Linked DNA regions of Homo sapiens: region 2 is linked to region 1. The links are chromatin loops, found by intact Hi-C in ENCODE. Cell type or tissue: K562. All regions are shown on one strand. Region 1 overlaps IGF1 (insulin like growth factor 1). Region 2 overlaps LINC02456 (long intergenic non-protein coding RNA 2456).

Region 1 (5,000 bases):
CCTGGGGAATGTTTCTATAGCACCTAGCACAGTGCCATATGCAGAGAGGGAATAAAAACAAGGCAATATGGTATATTGAAAACAACATTGGATTACAGCCCCAAATCCTCTGTGTGGATGCACAAGTCACCCAAATTCTCTGAGATTCAGTTTCTCATGTAAACAACCAAATGTGCTAGATAATATCAAGCACCCCTTCTAAAAAGATGACCCTAAATATCCAGATGGTCATGAACGACCCACTTTGTAATCAATAATGTGTATATATATATATGGCATATTAATGTTTCTAGCTAATAATAGGGGAGTATAGTAGTGAAGAGAAGTTTGATGAGAAAACCAAGAGTTTTCTCTTTTTTAGATTTAATTTTGGATGTAAACAAGATGTATAAGCTGAATTTAAGGAAAGCAGGGATCAGTGTTGAGTCTGATGAAGGAAAATGTCTAATTTGGAGTTGGGCTTGATTAGGGGAAGGAGACAAGCCCATCCATATGGATTGCAGAAGCCAGCTCAAGGTAGGGCACAAAGAGCCCTTTAGAGAGTCATTTGAAGCAGGTGATAGAATCAAACTACATTTTGAAAACCGGAGTCCTAAGGAAAGAGAGATGGCCCTCACTTCTGTGGGCACTCAGAAATGAGAATTAGTATGAGAAGAGTCTTTCTAATAATCCTTGGGCATGGCCTTTTACTTTTATTCTTCACAAAGCCGCATCTTCATAAGGTAAACAAATGACTCTTTCGGCCCCAGGAGGACTGTTAATATTGTTGACAAGATTGCTTTATTTCCTAGTGTTTAACATAGGCCAATGTTTTCTTTCACTAATTTCCTTGGTGTCTGTCAATGCTACATGAGTTCTCTGTGTGATATTCACTTATTTTCAGGTGGACAGATGCATAGTTTCCTTGGAAATGTCTAGCCGTAACTACATGTTATCTCTGATAGTATGAATGGGCTTCCAGACAGGACATCATCTATGCCATTGGTACCCAACATCTGCCCAGAATATAAAATCAGAAGATAAAGATTAAACATAGTTTTTCAAATGCCATCCTCTTTTTTTGGTAAAATAAATTACTGCTAAGTTCAGTAAAATTTAAAAGTCTATACGAAGAGTGCTCAAGCATGTTGTGGTATTATATTATTTTTTTTCAAAATACCAAGCAAGTATGCAGACTGAGGCTGAATGGTTCATTTAGGGTGTGATAACATTATTTCAGGAATTTCAGATAAAATCTGGACTCATCAGACCATTATTTCTTTTCTTTCTGCAGGATTTTGCTGCTATTATTTCTTTCCCTTTTATTCTTAATATATTATTGCTTAAACATGACCATGAAACTGTAAATGCCTTCCTTAAATTATTGTATTTTAGAATGCCATATATCTTTGGATATTGCAGCAAACTCAAGGTCAACTGAAGAGGTTTCTTAGTAATCTTCTGGCCTTCACTGAGCCTGTTTTTTAGCCATTGCACTCCTCCCAATCCCCTCCCCCATGAAAACTATTTTTCTGAATTGAAGAAATGAACTATGAATAAGGAAAAAGAAAAAGAGAGGTGTGGTTTAAGTTACAGTTTGTCTCCAAGCTAAATCATGTTCTCATCTTTATTTCATCTGGGACCAACATCATGCCCAGATTCCCAAACCTCCTTAAATGCTTTTTAACAAATGTAATTATCCATCGAGAAAAATCTCTGATTTATTTTACTGAATTCAGCAAAGAAAAATATTCTCAGCTTATGATATTGGCAGGAGAAATCATACCCTTTCTTATTTTTCTTTTTTCTTACATACTCAAACATGCTGTGAATGGCCACATCACTCTGCTTTGGGATCCACTCTGAGGCAATGGCCTTTTGGCCTTCTGGCCAACCGCTCACTTCTGTGAATTTCCTTTCTGAGAACTAGAGACTGTTGCCCCAGAAGTCATTTTCCAATTTATCACAGGACCTATCCATGGTTACAGAATTAGTTGGCCTCCTTGAGAATACGCAATGTGAGACCTAATGTGACACACAGCTGGGGAAGCTCCTTTGGTGCAGGGACACTGGGCCAGGATAACTGCTTGTGGGCCATTTTATTTCCCTGGACACTTGCCTTCTGTCTGCTCTCTTTGTCTCACATCTGGGTTTGAGAAAGCTGTGTGGAGGCATCACTTATGCCAATACTTAGGCATAAGTAGCTCTGCTCTGCTCAAGCAGAAGTGAGGGCCTAAGTTCAGGATTTAAACATTCCTTTCTGATACACAGTCTTTCAACAGGGCAGCCTCCATTCTCTCTTCTCAGCCTTCCAGCCAAGTACCTGCTACTTTGTAACCCCAATGGGAAGCCTCTTCCCTTTGGGAAAAAGGAGAATATCAAAATCCACTGACCTCCTGCTGGGTATGGTCTTTGTAATCTCCACTATGTTAACTGGATGCCTGTTTATATAAAAGCTACATTTAGTAACCTTTAGGCTGACGAATGAAATGACCCTCAAGGTATTGTAGCAGCTTCCATATGATAAGGATAGAAGGAAAGAAGTGAAGCTTTTGACTCTGAGTAGTAGGAGTTCTGATGAGAGAATGTAGACAGAGCTACACACATCCTCTTAACTGAACTGTAAGTTCAAGCCATTGAAGATGACTTAAAAAAAAGAATTTTAGTAAAAAGCAGGCTGCTGGTTCAGGAATATTTTAATCTACTTCTAAAGACTTGCTAATTTATTTTTCTTCTCAAACGACTTGTTCATCTTCTCCTCTTCATCTCTCTTCCTTGCTCTGGGTCAGGAAGACACTCTGGTAAAGGTCAGTTATGAAGTCCTAGCCTCCTCATGTCTTCTCATCGAGCCAGTGCTCCCACGGTCCACTGAGATCTGCCTTTGGCAGTCATTTCCCTCAGTTGGACTCTGAGCCATCACAAATTCTTTGCATTTTTCAGAACATCTGTGCCTTCTTTTGCCACATCTTTTTTCTTGGTGCTCAACAGGTCACAAATCAGCCTGTACTTCTCTTTCCAGGCTGTTGATGTCTTAATACTCTCTTTTCAAACCAAATTCCTCTCTTGTGTCTGGCTGTGGCTCTTAGCTCCCCAGCCTTCTCATCTCCCCCATCTGGGTTAGTCATCTGTGGCATCACCAAGGGGTCTCTTTCTCTTAGCCTTCTATCTGGCCTGAACTTCTGCATTTCTCTGAATGTCAGAATAACTACACATACCACACTACTAGGCTTGAAGCTTAGTTAAGTTCTCTAACGTGATTTAAACACAGTGCAGAAAACACTTCCATGGAAGCGTGAACGCTTGAAAAGACTCAAACTTAGAGGATACTAATTAGCTACTGAGAGAGAAGGCACTATAACAAGACCCAAAGATATAATCAAATGAAGTTGAAAACTATTCCATTAAACACAAGTTTCTCCTTGACATTTAGAAAAATCAGGGCGTTTGCAATAATACACTACCAATAGCTTCCCTTTATTGAGTGCTTCCTACTAAGCTACTATAGTAAATATTACTTTTCTTGTCTTATTTACACATGTGCAGTATCTACATGGAGGCAGCATTATTACTACATCCATTTTACATTTTAGAAAGCTGAGGCTTAGCAAGGTTAAGTACCTTGACCTAAATCATACATCTAGTAAGCTGCAAAGCCAGGTCACCTTACTCGGGAACACCTTGAAAGTGAGAGAATTCCCTGGTGATGAAGAACTCTGAAGTTGATACCTTTACTGGGATTCTTGTGGGCACATGATGCTAATATCAATGAAGAATATGGGTGAAGGCATCTAAATGGACCCACTAACCCCAGGATTTGAGTACATGGAGTTGCACAGAGTTTTATCCTAGGTATTCTAGAGAATGCCAGAAGGAATGCCATGCATGGCTTTTTCCCTTGAGAGAGAAGTCTGTGCACTTCCGCAGTTTAGGACATAGCTCTTGCATGCTCACATCTTACCCAGTGCATTGTGACCCTTTCAGTTTCAGATGGGGCAGTCAGCCTTGTTTCATAGCCTGCCAAGACCCTTGAATTGCATAAAGTTATAACAACTTTAGCAGACACTGAAATAGAGAAGTTTTTACCCATAATCTTGATATCCCAGCAAATCACTTTATCTTCATTTTTCAAAATTGTTTCTGTTTCTCATCCAGATACATACATTATTTTGGCATAGCTACAGCCATAACCTAAATTTAATGCAGTACTGTATTTTTTCCCACTTAACATGACATTGTAAGCGTTTCCCATATTGCTATATAGTTTTCATAATTATAATTTTAAAACTGCAGAATATTTTACTGAGTAGATATGCCATCATTTGTTGCTGTAACCATTTTCCTATTACTAGGCATTTAGGCTATTTCTAGTTTTATCATCATTTTAACTAATGCAGCAATAAATGTCTTTGTACACATAACATTCTACTACTCATAGATCATTTATAAGAATAAATTCCAAGGAATGGAATTACTGAGTCAAAGGGTATTATCAGACAATCCTATTTTGATGAAAGCCCACAATTTTGCATAAGGACCAGAGGAATTTAATCAACAAAGCAGAGAATTATATCCAGATTTTCTCCCGGGATTAGAAAAGAGACAGCCAAGGTGGAGCACAGACAGGGATCTTACCTGTGTCCTGTGAGTTAGAATAAATGAACCAATTTCTGTTTTCAATTACTAGTGCAGTTTCCTTTGAAGGAAACATGGGGCGTAACCAAGACTTGAGTTTGGCATCCAAAGGTTTTCTAAGTAGAAGTAAAACCAAGGAAAATGAAATTGATGACAAGGGACTCTGGTCTCTCAACTTTGAAAATCACCAAGTACTTGTATACATATGTAACTAACCTGCACGTTGTGCACATGTACCCTAAAACTTAAAGTATAATAAAAATACATACATACATACATACATACATACATAAATACATAAACAAATAAATAAAAATAAAAAACTTAAAAAGAAAATCACCAAGTACGTATGAGGTTTCTTCTCTGGGGTAGGGAGAGAGGTTCAACAC
Region 2 (5,000 bases), 110 kb before region 1:
AAGACCTTCACAATCGGGAACCCGTAGATTGGATCTTCTGAAAACATCAGAGAAAGACTATCTTTGCCATCCACACTACAGTAAAACTTTGGAGCCTTGAACCTTGGATTTATAATCTCACAACTGAGAAGGGTCCCTCCATACTCCTGGAACTGTACACCCATTGGAACTCTTAAGGTAAAACTAACCAGGAAAGTTTCTCCCCAGAAAAAGATGGCATCCTTGATGTGAACAGCTTTTCCCAAGATCACAGGTCAAAACTTCTACTATCATGAGACTCTTACCTTTGAATATTTTTACCTTGTTTATGCCTCTATGAGCAACAGAAATGAAAAGTGGGTCTATAATGTGCACTTATAGGGTATAATTTTATTTGTGAAGGATTTTGCGGGAAGCCAGCCTTATACATAAATAAACTTATACTTTAATAGATAAAAGATGAAGGCCCAAGGTGGGTGAGAAACTTTAGTGGTACATATGTTGACTCATAATCAGTCAAAACTCCTCTTAACCCACATCATGGATTAAAGAGAACATTGCCAGGAGGCCTTCACTCTTCTAGAAGGACATAATTTGTTAGGTCCTTTTTCCATGGTTTAGAATACAAGAGGCAATAATTAGAAATGTCTCCCTCTTAATAGGCATGGGTTCAAATAAGGCAAACGTGGAGCTGTAGCCAATCTCGCTGTTTGTGTACCTCACTTCTGATTCCTGTGTGTCACTTTAACATTTTTGTCTATACATTTTTTCTGACCAGGAGACACCCCTGGAGTCTGTGAATCTGCTGTGATTCTGGGGGCTGCCCGAATCATGAATCATTCATTGCTCAATTAAACTCCTTTAAGTTTAATTTGGCTGAAGTTTTTCTTTTATCACACCCTTGCCCCATGAGCCAGGGAAAGGGCAACTGAGGCCGCAGTATTTTCAGTGGCACCAAGGTACACCCTGTATTCCACGAGTAGGGTCTGGAGAGAAGGGAGTCCCCGCCTCTCAACCAGATTTCAGAAACTATAGTAGATCTTCTATCCTCAAGGAAATGCATCTTATTTCTGGTATCAGAATCAAGGAGAAGCAGGCAAGACTGTTCTATAAGATGAGTTAGCATCCTGGAGGGTTTTTAGACTCAGGAATGGGGATCTCTAGGGAACCGATAGTAAAGGTTCCTACTAATCTGGGCAAATAGAGCTTAGTGTTGCATTACAGCTGTTTTCTAAGATGGTCAATATTGTTCTACTCTCTTCCTCCATTCAGTACCTTTTTTAAAACAATTACTCAGAGGTCATTGCTTATATCCCAAACTACTTATTAGGACAATATCAGTTATAAAAGGTTGCTGGATTCTCTTTGATTTGTGCCAGCTTCCCATCACTTGCTGCTAGGAACCTCATATCATAAGCTGGGAGACTGGTTGATATGCATAGCTCCTTACCTATTTTATAGTGTTTTCCAGTCTTTTATTTCATGTGAATTCTGATTGCCTAACAAGAAATTTTCTTATCCTACTAAATTTCTCACTAAGAGGAAATGTCAAGCCTCTAAAGCTCTTCCCAGCTATCTGTACTCACAGTTAAATTGAACTGCAGAGACTGGTATGAGTAGCTGATTGAGGAGGTAATGAAATATCCCAGGCTGCTTTTGGCAGCAACTCTGAATCAACCAAGGCCAGCCAAGGCAAACTTTAAACGCAAAAACCCGGACTAAATGGATGAATTTATTCTAATGTATTTTTGTCCACATGCCTCTGCAAATTGTTTACAGGTTTTCTGCCTTTTGACTAGTAGAATTTTTTATTGCATTCAGATAGATCATTGATGAACACTGCTAGTTTCCTGGGCTATTGAAAATTTGCCTTTCTTATTGGGTTTTCATGAATGTTTCTCTGGTAGAGAAAGGAGGTTAAAAAAATGAGAGATTGCTAACTTTCTACCATCATAAAGTCTGGATTTGGATACTGTTTTATGGCAAAGACAGTAATGTTCCCCCAAATTTCCTAGAATTCTTGCAGTTGGGTTGAGTCATGTGGTTAGTTGTGGTCAATGGGCTCGAAATGACATATATTGCCTCTGATATGAATCTTAGAAGAGTCCACACAAACGTCTCCATCTATCTTTTACTTTTCTCTATTGACCAAGAAGGCCATATGGTAGAGCCTTCATCATCCTGAATAATTGGGGAAGAGATCTTTTTGACCCGACAATTGATAAGAGCCCTGGCAAGTAGTGTGAGCCGCAGTAAACTATTTTTGGTACAAGCCAGTGAGGTTTTTAGGGGTGGTTTGTTATTGCAGTTGCCTATCCTGACTAATGTATTTTTCTACATACCTAAACCATCAGGTTTCATCAAAACATTGGTGGAAAATAAGAATATTTCTAGATGATTTGTTGGCTTTTCATTCAAGTTGAATATGTACCTATCTATTGGTTGAAAAAATTAATAGGGATTGTAGACATGTTATTCTTAGTAGGACAGGACAGGATAATGGTTTTTGAACATTCTCCCTGCTGTATATTAGCTTTGCTTTTAAATAAATACAGTAGTGAGGTGTGTTTATCAGTGTTTATTCTCCCACTATTGGATAACAGGGGCTCCTTGATCTAAAATGATAGGTAAGTGATCCCCTCTACTGTCCTAAGGTCATTACTTATTGACACCTCCCTATTATGCCTAGTCAATGTGTGATAAAAGATTGCATGGAAATGACAGGCATGAACCAGGATCTTTTCTCCTCTGTCCTCCTTTTCATTTGCCTTTTGATGTTTCTGCTGCTATTTGGCACCTCCACTAGAAGATTAGAAGGGGAAAAGAGAGGAAATTAAGCTCTTTTCCTGCAGACTAGCAGTTCTGATTTTTAAAGGGTACCTCGGGGTATTGTTTCATCTACTTATGAGTTTCAGGAGTGTGTGTTTGTGTGCGTGGTGGTGGGGGAGAAGAGAAAGAGAGAAAGACACAGAGAGAGAGACAGATATAATTAAACATGGAGTTTGAGTTTCCATGTTATCTGATTCTAGGAATTTAGTGTTGCCTCCATATTTATCAAGAATTATAGTCCTTTACCGTAATTTACTATAATGTATTATGTTTCTGTGTGTGTGTGTGTGTGTGTGAGAGAGAGAGAGAGAGAGAGAGAGAGAAGAGAGAGAAGAGAGAAACAGAGAGCGAGACAGAGATGGAGAGAGAGAGAGAGAATTAAACGGATTTTCAGAGTTTCCACATTATCTGATTCTAGGAATTTAGTGTTGCTTCTATATTTACCAAGAATTATAGTCCTTTAATTATTATGGAGGATAACTAAAAATATCCTGCATAATAATTAAAAGTTCCTTATTTTCAAGTGGCATAATGACTTTCTGTGCTAAGATCACTTGAAAATGTTAATTAAAGAAATCTATTTGCTCAAAAAAACTAAATGTGCATACTTTACACCTGTGGTAAATAATATAAAATTATAATTTGCCTTTGAGCTTAATCAAAATCAGCTTTAAATTTATTAGGCACCTGACTTTTTTATTTTTAATTAAAGACCATTTTGTTCAGTATGTAGTTTAAATCATGGAAGCGTAGTTACTTCTCAAGCAATTCCTTTAAGACTTGGGGCTTCTGTGTTTGAAGGGATCCAGGGGTTACAGTGTGGGCAGTACCCCTATACCAATTTAAGGTTTTTCTTACTCAGTAAGATGTTTTCTAAGATGAAAGAGATGGGTATATTCTATGTAACAGAGATAAATGTAAAATTTTATTCACCCTATGGGAAAAATTTGGATAGATTCCTCTTGGCAGTGAAAGGTATAAAATGAACTTAAAGGATGACTCTCCATAACATAATATTGAGTGAAACAAGAATAAACACATTATGACTCCATTTATAAAATATTTTTAAGGTAAAATTAAGCAATTTATTGTTTAAGGACACATGTTTGGTAAAACCATAATGAAAAACACATGGAAATGAACACAAAATACCATCTAATGCTTACTTTGGGGAACGGGAAGAGAGCCTCAAACAGAGAGATGTATGTGGAGGTTTCTACCACTTTAGTGTTATATTTCTAAAGTTGAGTTGTGAATACACAGATGTTGATTTCTATTCTAGTTCTTCACACTGTACATATGTTTTCTGTACTCTTTTGGAACTATACTGTATTTTATGTATAGTTCAATAAGTGATAGTTCAATATGAATTGTTGATGTGATATGACTCACTCAAAAGAGTTAGTGTCTCTTGTACATAATATTGTTAAGAAACTTGGAGTTAAGGAAATTGAAGGTATTGTCATATCCAGCCTTGATCAGACCATGCTTTAGTACTTTGTTCAGTTATATGCAGCCCACTTTAAGAGTGATGCAGACAAACTAGATTATGTTTAGGGGACAGTGATGAGGCTCGTAATGATTCTTGAAACTATATATGATATATGATTCTTCATATATTTGAAGGGAAGACATGAGAATGAGAGCTTAGATTTATACTACATACTCAAAAGAATAGAATCAAAATTAATAGATGATGCAACAAGAAAATATTTTATTGTAACAAAAATAGATTTTATCATAACAGAATCAAGAACTTACTAATAACTACATTTGTTCAATGAGTCGTCTTGATACATAGTGAGTTTCTTACTGGTGGAGATGTTCTAGCACAGGTTGAATGATCTCTTGGTGGGTTATTATCAGGAGATATGCCTAAAAGTCATTCTGGGTCCCGAAATTCTTCGAAGATTTCCAGAAATCTCTAGTCAACCTGAAATTTCTATTCAAGATCTCTTAGTTAAGTGGCAGCGGAGTGAGTAAAATCACAGAGTCTAGGACCAGATTCCTGGGTTGAATCCTGGCGTTTTTCAATTACTACCTGTATAACCTTGAGAAAATTACTTCTCTGTGTTTCCTTTTTGCAATCCATAAAATGGGTCTATCAGCCTCACAGAGTGGTTGTAAGACTTAGAAGAATGCCAGATAGTAAGTGCCACTAAATGTTTATTTTTTTAAGAAATAATTTTTTT

Evidence for each region. Hi-C counts contacts between places; a loop is a spot of excess contacts. Peaks named below come from ENCODE experiments on the same cell type or tissue, not always from the same donor. Only the 100,000 strongest peaks of a DNase experiment are listed, where the experiment ranks them.
Region 2: it touches region 1 in a loop (3-fold over the local background); 1 of 110 quality-filtered maps calls a loop at or near these places.

What each region holds. Positions count from the first base shown.
Region 1 is chr12:102,427,976-102,432,975 of GRCh38, forward strand. All of the region lies in intron 2 of IGF1 (insulin like growth factor 1), which reads right to left. All of the region lies in intron 10 of LINC02456 (long intergenic non-protein coding RNA 2456), which reads left to right. Among named protein-coding and RNA genes, the nearest start is that of IGF1, 50 kb to the right of the region's middle. In K562, no CTCF peak of the experiment used is centred here; a DNase peak (open chromatin) is centred at 1,936.
Region 2 is chr12:102,315,314-102,320,313 of GRCh38, forward strand. LINC02456 (long intergenic non-protein coding RNA 2456) reads left to right here. Exons shown (of 13, transcript XR_007063427.1): 5 at 1-177. Among named protein-coding and RNA genes, the nearest start is that of LINC02456, 38 kb to the left of the region's middle. In K562, no CTCF peak of the experiment used is centred here; no DNase peak of the experiment used is centred here.